Regions from separate parts of the Homo sapiens genome. Here region 2 is linked to region 1. Evidence: chromatin loops called from intact Hi-C (ENCODE). Cell type or tissue: PC-9. All regions are shown on one strand. Each heading gives the region's core, and the rest is flanking DNA. Links, peaks and the distances in the headings are about the cores only. Region 1 has its middle 36 kb from the start of MIR8079. Region 2 holds the start of SMIM2-AS1 (SMIM2 antisense RNA 1).

Region 1 (5,378 bases), core at 81-5,080:
GCACACACGCATGGCCGGCAGCAGCCTTGCCTTTGATGTGTCCATCCATCCATCTGCATTGTCTTTTACAGATTAATTTCTCCATTCCTTCAATTAACAATTATTGATTGAGAGCCAAACTAGGTTTGCAAATGGATACAAGCAGAGGAAAATTCACCTTGAAGTTAATGAAGTCTAAGCTCCAGAGCCCATGGTCACATGAGTTTTATGAACTTTGCAAAAGTTCGTAATATTTTAACTGTAATCAGCTAAGGCTGAAATATTTTAACTGTAATCAGCTAAGGCTATCTCTTCCACTGTGACGTCCTCTCCACACACTGGCAAGTCCCTTGCGTAGGGTTGCTTTGGAGTCGCCACTACAGCATTTTTGGAATTCTGCTGAGGCCAAGTTGAGATGGAGATATGTTTAGTTTGGGCTTAGAGGATAAACAGTGTTTACACGGTTCACAGTCACCTCTGTATATAGTTAAGTTATTGCTAACATGGTGGTGTAGGAATTGCTTCTAAAAATACTCCTATAACTCGTGTCAACTTAACCAGCATCACGATTTGGAGGCACATGGACAGAAGTCATATCATGATATAAATGTGTTGCTGTGCAGAATCTGGCCCTGAAAATATGTGGGAAATGGAGGATCAAGGTTCAAGATTTTGGAGGCAGGTACTGGTCTGTGGGAATTTCTCCAGTCATCAAAATTACAAGCAGAGATTTGAATTTTCAGGAACATGTATTCAAAAGGATAATTCTCTCTGTCTCTTCAGGGCACAAAAATATAGTGGCACTAGCGATAGCAGATTGGCCTTATGTCAGTCACATGTTTATGTATTGAATTTAAAATGTAAAAGAATTTCTTTGGATCAGCCATGTTAGACGGGCTGATCAGAGAAGACTGCATTATCTTTCTATCATTTCTTCTTTAAAATTGTCGTCCTATGAAGAGGCCATTAAAGAGTGTGTAGCCAAAACGGTGTGAAGAGAACAATGGAAGCATGTCATACAGAGGTATGTCAGGAAGTTAATAAAAACAGTATGCTATGTTTCCAGATTTTTGTGATGTTTGTGGTATTTGTCAGCATTTTAAAATCTGTAATTTATTTTGGTTTCTTTCCTTATTCTGAATAAATATTTACTTTTCTTAAGCGAGGTCCCCACAGTTGATCAGCCGCATGCCCCAGGAGACCGGGCTGGCTCCTGAATATAGATACAAATGATGTGCTTCTGGTCATTAAAGAGCTTGCAATAAACATTCAACAAGTCCCACATAGAAAAAGCATAGAAAAAAGCAAGAAAAGATTAGAGCGCATTTGACTTCCTATCTTCCAATCCCCCATTCCCTTCATCCCTCCTAAAAAATTCTCCAACAAATTGGACTTTTTGTTTGTTTGTTTGTTTGAGACAGAGTCTCGCTCTGCAGCCCAGGCTGGAGTGCCGTGACAAGATCTTGGCTCACTGCAAGCTCTGCCTCCCTGGTTCATGCCATTCTCCTGCCTCAGCCTCCCAAGTAGCTGGAACTACAGGCGCCCACCACCACGCCCGGCTAATTTTTTATATTTTTAGTAGAGACTGGGTTTCACTGTGTTAGCCAGGATGGTCTCGATCTCTGGATCTCATGAACCGCTCGCCTTGGCCTCCCATAAATTGGACTTTTAACATTTATCCTCAAGAGGAAAATGAATGGGCTAAATTATAATGTCGAAGTATAGGTCAAATTTGGCAACTCTCCTCTTCCCTCTTAGCCATGACCATAATGAAAAAAGCCAGCAAGTGTGACCAGGCTGAGAGACGCTTGACCAAGGTGTCTTCTCGGGGCGCATGCTGACAGGTCGTAAGGGGGCTCCCAGCTGATCTCCCCGGGTCAGTCACTCTGAAGGCTGACAACAAGTTGGAAGCTGGAAGACACTGAATGCAGTTGCGGCATGGCGCACGTGGATCTCTCTAGAAGCCGAGTGTCCAGGACCTTTCTTCCTTCCCTGCTCAGACCACAGTAATTTTTCTCCTGGTTTCCAATCACTCTGTGAGCCTTCAACTTGGGAAACTCGAACTGCACATTGAGGGCCACACTGCCTACCCCACCCTTTAAGCTGCCACCGAGTTGTTTGCATACCATCGAATGTAGCCAGCTCGCCAACTGACCGCCGACTGTGGCTACCACCCTGGGAAACAAAATGAAGCATGTCATAGTTTTCCGATGAAAGACAATCAAAGATGCAAAAGGATCACAATTGCAACAGTGTGAGAAGCAGCCAGCAAATAACCATTCACTATGGAGTGGGTGACCTTTTCATTGAAAGCAACAGCTATGACTAAACAGCCTCTTACAAGAGGGTGTTGCAACTGAAATTCTCTAGGCCTGACTCATGGCTTTTCAACCTTGGTCCAGGCTCCTCTCCACCTGGTGGGAGAGCAGGTTGTCTCTCACAACAAACTCTGGGAAAGCCCCGCCCCAGGCCTGCCTCAGAACACAGGAACATGCTGCCAGTGTTTTCCTTTATCATTTAAAGTTTGTTTGTGTGCTGGGCAAGGAGACGCTTGCAAGCAGGTTCTTGAACTGGGTGTAATGAAAGCTGTAGGGATCGCATGGCGCCCTAGACCCACTGCCAAGGCCAAGGGGAGGGACAAAGGCTTAATGGAAGAAAGTGGCTGCAGCTGCTCTCCAAAGCTGTCATTACTTTCTTGCTGGAAACTTTGAAATATTATTTGTTTCCTGTTTCAAACTTCTGGAGATATACCATCCCAGTACCATGATTAAGGGCAATAGTGTCACAGGGAGGTGGGCTGGCCTCTGCGTTTTTCATGTGGGCTTTTCCATCTTTAATACTATATTGCTTTATAAATGTCTTTTTGTCTGTAGATATCTTCTGATCCCTGCCCCCGCCACTCCCAACTCCTGGCTTCTGATGTGAAATGAGAGACTTAAAGTTGATCAAGTTCATGCCGATGTTTAATTCAGACTCAATGTTTTTCTGAAGTCTAAAATCCTTTGAATCCGATGGGAGAGAAGAAGGAAGTGAAACTGGATAGTGTAAATAATTTGTAGTTAGAGCTGAGATTTATGAGGGGAATTGCCGCACAGAGCTTGGTGTTGAATGTCTCTTTGGGCCCTGGGAGACAAATTCTCCACTTGACTGCACGTAGGTCTCCCACCCTTCTGCTGGCACCAGGAGGCGGAGGGGTCTCTACCCTTCCAGGGTGTGGGAACATGTATGAGGGCCCCAAGAGCCTGGACCCTGGAGAGCTAGAGGAGGATGGGGTGTTGCTGTATAAAGTAATTGGCATGTGGCTCTTCACGATGAAAAAAAGAGATTTTGTGGCAGGAAGAAAGCAAAAGAGGAGGGAGGAGAGAAGGAACCATAGATTCTGAGAAACACACCAGGATGACTAGGCCTGGAGGAGTCCAGGGTGGGCCTCAGACCCTCACTTCTTGTCTGGCACCTCCCATTGCCAAAAATGCAGACTTCAGAGTAGGACCATTTTTGGAGCCATGTATAAGAAACAGATTTCTATATAGGTCAGGCCTTGCTAAAATTCATTTTGAGAAGTTCAGAGATGGAATGGAGCAAGACAAAATTGAAATTCTAGCATCCTTTTCCTCATACAATTCACCCCTTGTTTTATGAAGATGTGGGACAAACTGAATGAATGTAACTTGCTTAAAAGAGCACCTGACACACATGGATGCTATGGAAGCACCATTCGATTCCATGCTTTAACTATAAATGATTATTGTTATTATTACTATTATTGTATCTTGACTCTGCTTTCAAAGAGCTGATTTGAACATAACAAGTAGGTAAGGAAATTGCAACCCATCTTCTTGCTTTTCACAGTTATTGCACATAAATAGCCAAAACAATAAGCTAAATGAGACTGTGTTGCTGAGATTAGACCTTTCAGGGAAGTAGGAGGCCCACTGAAAACAAGGACAAACCTTGTTGGGTGCTTGCGGGTGAGAGTTGCTGTTTGCCTAGACTCCCTGCCACACACACTGTAGGGGTCTGAACCCCAGATCTGAACTCTGCACCCATGAATTATCTAGCTGTAGAAATTACTGAGGACCTCTGAGCCACCATTTCCCCTTTTACAAATGGATATGATTAAACCACCACCTCCCAGGAAAGAGGAGAAGACTGAGTGACCAGCTAACTCCCACCTCTCACAGGATCGTATGAGGTTCTAGCAACCCGAGTTTATAATGGAACAAAAAAGAATAGGAAAGGCAAAATACACACCAAGGAATGACATACAACCAATTTACTCACAGTTAACTTCAGCATAAATGTATACACATAATCAGTTACAATTAATATCCACATCGAACTAGGGAGTACATGATTCTGGTGTTCTTTCCAATTCCTTCTCAGTGAGGGATCTCAGGAGAGCTTGGTCTATGTGTGCCTAATCCTACAGGAACACCTCTGCCCTGGCCCTTTTAAAACCCTCTTTCTTCTACATTCATCACGTGGTTCTCTGTGGCCTCTGGTCCTCCCTATATCCCCCACTAGTATCTGGCTCATGATGGGCCACTTGGGACCATCTAGGACCAGTTTTCTATTGCAGCCAATTCTTAATGCTTGAAGTTCAGAGTTTAAGAATCATCACCATTTTCTCTCACCATTGCTGGCCCCAAATCCGTTTTCTCTCAGTACAATGAGAATAGTCTCATAGGGTTGTTAAAAAATAATATTTAATCCAGTTAGCACAATGCCTGCCACCTATATAGTAAGCATTTTTTATGTCAGCGATCATCATCCTCCTCTTCCTTATTCAGCTACTTGTTAAGGTGGTTCCCAAAGATGCCCTTCAAAACAACCTCCAGCAATTTCTCTTCACATTAAGAGAAGATGGTTTTATGAATCACCCTGAATTTGGCAGGAAAAAGACAACTTTCAAGTGGAGAGTTACAAACAAAGCAAAAAATCAATTCCCTGATGATGCAAAAGTCATCTACTTTTTGTCTACTTTTTCAGTCCCACTTTAAACCCATCCAAGTGTAGTTTTGTTGTTTGATTACTTAATGCCACACAAGCAGGTGCTTCTGAGGAGTTAATTTACCTTCAAAGGGCCAGCCTAGCATCTTTATCCTAAATTTGTAAGGGAACGAACATAATCTCATTTTAACACATTAACATTCTGCTCATCAGAGCTACTTAAATGCTAAGTTTAGGGAGCACATGGTGGCCCAGATTCAGTTCACACTTTGAAGTGGAAACCAGAAGAAAACGACAGGTTTTCTATGGATGTGGCATCCTCAGAGTTGGTTTGTAAACCAGCTACTGCTGGGATCATGATGTTTGGGATCACACCCCAGACCAGAGCACAGCAACATTAAGAAGGGGGCAGCATATTCAGTTGTGCTGTAACTGACTTGACATGAGGT
Region 2 (5,378 bases), core at 117-5,116, 120 kb before region 1:
ATGTCACCTAATTCTCACCATCGAAGTGGATTTGGGGATGGTCTTCATCCTATTTTATACATAAAACTATGAAGCTCAGAGACCTGCAGTAAGTAGTCCAAGACCTTAGTGTAGAGCCAGGATTAAAATCCAGCTATCCCTCCCTCCAAGGACCTATTTGCTTGCCTTGCTGTGGCATTGAATATTATCACACATAAGGCTTATAAAGTGGGGAGAAGACACCTTTATGCAGTGCCTGTGTTTTTTTGGCCTCATTTGCGTCTTATTTTCTAGTCCAAAACATCACAGTCCTCCCACTGCACAGCTGCCTCTACCTGGCCTGTGCCTTCTTGCGAAAAGCTCTTTGGTGTGGCTGGCCAGACTTCAGAACTGCATGTTTCTGTTGAAGAAAAAAAAGTCTGAGTTAGGAATTTAGTCTCACTTAGACTCAGCCCTTTGGCCTGAATGCAGAGAAAGAAGTCCAAGTCCCTGAAGTCCAGAGAAGGAAGAGTTTCTGGAGCTAAGCCAAGGTGACCTTTCAACAAGGAGCACCCTTTATTGAGGCAAAGAACAGAATCTTTGCTCTTTTGCTGAAGGTGCCCCCTCCACTTAGAAAACTGTTTCCCCCACTCTCCCCTTGGCCGACTCCTGCTAGGCATTCATAAGTCCCAAGTCAGGAATTGCCCCTCTAGGACACCCACCCTCCTACCTCCTGTGTTCCCACCACACCCGTGCTTTCCTCTGACATCACACTTGCCCTTTAGGTGACTTCTCTCCTGCTAAACTGTGAGCTACTTAAGGTCAGCATTCGGTTTTACTCTGCTAAGAATCCCTAGTGCTATAAACTTCATAAATGTTGAGTGAATAAATGAACAAAAGTGGCCAATCCAAGCCTTTGTGGGGAGTATTAGAGTAGGGTTTAGATCTGGAGTACAGAGAGGGCCAGACACCTCCTACCTGACTACAGAAACTTCCCCTCTCCTCTGCCACCCCTCAGACTTTGATGCTCTTTCAGTCATTGGTAGCAACGATACCAGAAATGCCTTAGGAGATTCATCTTTGTCTGTGAAGCTGGAGGTGTCAAAGGAGTTCTGCTCTTTGCTTTGGGTTCATGGTTCATTCCGGGAGGCTGAGAGCTGAGGCTCTGCCCTGGTGGGTTCCTAGCAGAGGAGAAGGAAGATGCAGTTTCAGAATCCCACCTGATTATATTTACTTCGGCAGTTATGGCTAAAGGTGCTCTAGGTTGGGGAAACAAGAATCAGAGGATGCTTCCTTCCCATTCGACAGTATATATCAATCAACACGACTTTCTTGAGTTAACCCCAACATCTTCAAGTACGATTTAGAGGCAGCCCAGAGAACCTGGTGCAAGCCCTGAGCTGACACAGTGCAGGATGAGAAGGCAGACACTAGGGAAGGAAGTTCATCTCTCTGCAGATACTGTAGGTAACTGAGTGTGCATGGGGCTACTGCCCTAGCCGGGCCATGACCCGTTCAACTTTCCACCAAATATCTCTCCTCTGCGCCAGCTTCTGAGGATTGGACAGAAGCCAGGTGGTGCTGCAACCATGAAGACCCATTATTTGCTAACTTGGGCTACTCTCCTTTTGGAACCCTCACCTGCAGGTGACCCCCATGCTGCACAGCAGGCTCAGGGTGGTGGTGGAGCCTCCTGTGCACGAAGCTCCTGTGGGGTGCTGCTGCCCTGGGCTCCCTTTTCCTCATCTGTGTGCTCTGTCTGTTTACTCTTTACCTACGGATTCATGAAACACACGTGAAGCAAATTGGCAGCAGGGATTGGTGGCCAGACAGATCCAAGGTTGAAGTCCCTGATCTTGTACTTGCACAAGTTGTCTGTTGTCCCTGGGCCCTATTTTCTTTATCTATCCAATGAAGCTAAAAATCCCTACCTTGCAGGTTGTTGTGATGATGAAAGCTGTTTCTCGACCTTAAGTACACATTAGAATTCCCTGGCGAGCCTTAACATGCCAATGCCCTGGTCCTACCCAATCAGTCTTTGGAGAGTAGACCCAGGCACCAGTATTTTGAAGATTCCTGGGAGATTCCTAAGCGAACCCTAGGTTGTGAACCCTGGGTTACAGACAATGTGTATAACCTGAGTGACATACTGCTTTCAGAATAGACTATCCCATTAATAAATGATACCAATATTACTATAATATTATTGCTGCTCCTAATCTTCCTTCTGCCAAGAAAGGAAGTACGGTTGTGGGCCTAAAATATCCAAACTGTAAATAACAGAGCACATATAAGTGACATCACTAGGCTCCAAGCTGCTCAGTGAGATAATAACAAGAGTGACTTGAAATAGCCAGTCAGCTGTGAGGACCCCAGTTCTTTAAAATACGTGCATGCCATCTCTCACGTCCCTGCCTCATCCAGCCTGGGTCTATGCCAGTAGAAACTTTTCCAGTTAAAGCCCAGTGCCTTTATTTCCAGTACTGATTGTCACCTGGGAGACAGCTGTCAACTTGTGCAACCCAAGTTACCTTTGCTCTGCAGTAAATAGATGAGTCACAGTTGGTCCTAGCAGGTCAAGGAACAAGCAGCCCTGGGCCATCCTGTCTGGTGGCTGAGGCTGCTGAGACAATGCCCTTGGTGCCTATGAAGGAGTCATAAAGTTGGGCTTGACACTCTTTAAAGTTATCTTAGTTTGCTGATTGTTTGGCTAGAGGGACTGGTGTTGAGCCCTTCCTGGCTGTATTAGGGCTTTGCATGATAAGTGTAATTAGGGTGAGAGGAGGCTGAGCAGGCTTCAGTGTCTGAGGTGGCAATGGGTCAGGCAGAGCAGTGCAGGTCATTGACCTCAGTAGAAAACCCCCAAGCTGCACTTTAGATACCAGGTCCCTTCTTTTTCCAAACTAAAAACGTCCTGGGTGTTGGTAGCAGAAGGGCCGACTATAGGTTAATGTTGCTACTTATCCTGATTTGTGGGGCAGGGAGGGCTAGCTTTAGTTTTAAGCCAAATGTTTAAATGTTTCTCAAATCTATCTACCTCTTTACCTCCAAACCACCCAAGTCTGGGCCAGAATCATTAAAAGATGGTGCACTTGTGCCGACTTGACAGCCACAGCCTCCCACCAGGATCCCCACATTCTCTCCTGCCTCACAGAGCAGCCAAGATGATCCAGCCTCACCTCAGGTCAGACCATTTCACTCCCAGTGTGAAACCCTTCCGTGATTCCTTGATACTTTTGGGATCAAGCCTGACCCTTTGATGTGGTCTCCAAGCCTAGGTCAGCCTGACCATCATCCTCTTACCGCCTGACATTGCTGCAGGTGGGTGGAAGGCCTCGGCTCCTCTCAACTCCAAGCTTCTTTTCCTTTTAGGTATTGGAACCACATTCTTCCACCCACCTGGGGCACTTTCTCAAGCAAAACTCTCAGCCGCCTTCAATTTTGAGCTTAAACTTTACTTCTTTTCTTCCTCCCCCTAGAGTTCCTCACACATGAGCCCCTTGAACTCTGAGTTTGGGATCCTAAAACTTCTTAAGCTTTATTGTTACCCCTTACCTAACCAGAATCTAAGTTCCATGAAGGAGGGACCTCATCCATACTCCCCATGCCAGTGAATACATTTCGAGTAAACCCCAAAAGTATTTGCCAATGATAAGGTAAAAGCAGTGGGTTTCACAAAGGACAATACCATTTGCAGAAGAAGCACCACATAGCAATAAAAACCCAAATGGTTATCCAGATTATGTAAGGGCCACAATCATGGGCAAGGTCCCTATCATGTGTAAGAGACAATGTGAGTTATTTTGTCTATATGAAATATGCCTTTTGTTTGGTAGTTGTCATTTTTTCAAAGAACTTTTTGCTAGGCTATCGAAAAGGTGAACGACTCAGGAGAATGGGCATTATAGTTGACGGTTATTTAGCAACTACAGTGTGCCAGGTCCAACAACCTTATGAAGTAGGTGCAATTATTACTGCCATTTGGTGAATAAGGAAACTGAGATGCCTAGGAAATTAAGTAATTTGCCCAGTGCTATACAGCTGATCGGTTGAAATCGTATCTGAAGCCAGGCACTGCCATTCCCAGGCAGGCACCCATTGTACTGTCTCCCTGTGGAACTGCAGATCACCTTCCAATATTGAGGGTCTTCCACATTTGCCGGAAAATACCATGGGCTGAAGATGTGCAACAGGCTTTACCTCCCTCTCTCAAGAGGTGGAGCTGGTTCATGCCTCAGAACATAAAAGGGTGGGGTTTGATTTCTCATCTTTGTGAATTATTTCTGAAGAGTTTATTGTATAATCAGTGACTAAGTAATTGTGGCCACGAGGAGATACAAAGATGTTTCATTATGGATGGTGTAATATTTAACTTCACGGAAAGGACCCGGGGCTCTGTGGCTTCCCATCCGTCTTGTGACCCGGAATCATGGTGATCTAAAAGAGCCCTGTGACTCTGGGAAATTTGTTATCAAAGGATGTTAGCCACAAGTCCTGTTGGCAAATGGACCCCAGGTGGCCTGCAGTGCCAAGCTGTTTCCCTGCCAGCCTCCCAGTCTGGCCCTGACTCTCCAATGTAAGTGAGGGGCACAATGGAAATGTTATTTTAGGCCTTTCCACTTTAATTGCATTTCCTACAAGAGCGTCTGCGGGTTTTTCTTCATTTTGCTGGTGCCTCCCATATGAGTGGAGATCCACTGAGCAAGGTCATTGACCTACTAATTGTTAAAGGCATGTAGAAGCTCGGAGGGCTCGGTTCTCAACAATATCCTAATTATTATGCATTGGTTAGATGTTCTCTTCCCCATACTGTGTTATTGGGTTCATACTGGCTTCTAGTAGTAAAATCACTTGCTCTCTCTCTTAGCATGGTGACAATTCTGTTGTGATTAACTCTTTCCCAACTTCTTGAACCTGAGAAATATATTATTCTATTACAAGGAGTTCAAAAATCGTATATATATTTTTCTCTTTTATAACACACTTCTATGAAGTATCAGACATTTCATTTGCACTTTCTCATCTAACCTTCGCAACATCCTTATGCATACTTATTATTATTGTGTCCACTTTATAGAGGGGAATATTGAACAGAGGATTTGTTTGTTTTGTTTTATTTTGTTTTTAAGTGACTGACCTATCAAATGTCACACAACTAGTAATTAGCAGACTGGGTTATAAACTCAGGCAACTGGCTTCAAGCTTAACTACTTCATGCTTAACTACTGTACTGTGCTATTCTACTTTACTTCCTTGTATTGTTTTTAACTTGAGAGATTTTTATCCATTATAGTTGAATCCATGACTCTTGTTTGCTTGTTTATAAAAAACATATGGTCCTGAGTAATTAGGATGTATTTCCCAGCATCGTTCAGTTTCCATGACACTTACTCTTCCAACCCCAACACACACACAACTGT

The links. Hi-C counts contacts between places; a loop is a spot of excess contacts. Peaks named below come from ENCODE experiments on the same cell type or tissue, not always from the same donor. Only the 100,000 strongest peaks of a DNase experiment are listed, where the experiment ranks them.
Region 2: it touches region 1 in a loop (12-fold over the local background); 3 of 110 quality-filtered maps call a loop at or near these places.

The regions. Positions count from the first base shown.
Region 1 is chr13:44,229,881-44,235,258 of GRCh38, forward strand. No RefSeq gene overlaps it. Among named protein-coding and RNA genes, the nearest start is that of MIR8079, 36 kb to the left of the region's middle. RefSeq lists an enhancer at 1,707-2,906. In PC-9, for the core only: no CTCF peak of the experiment used is centred there; DNase peaks (open chromatin) are centred at 1,051 and 2,321; H3K27ac peaks cover 2,723 bases.
Region 2 is chr13:44,106,079-44,111,456 of GRCh38, forward strand. It overlaps LINC00390 (long intergenic non-protein coding RNA 390), which reads right to left. Exons shown (of 4, transcript NR_132368.1): 3 at 1,014-1,139; 4 at 13-379. It overlaps SMIM2-AS1 (SMIM2 antisense RNA 1), which reads left to right and starts at 4,471. Exons shown (of 5, transcript NR_104065.1): 1 at 4,471-4,534. In PC-9, for the core only: no CTCF peak of the experiment used is centred there; DNase peaks (open chromatin) are centred at 1,923 and 2,483; H3K4me3 peaks cover 264 bases; H3K27ac peaks cover 3,735 bases.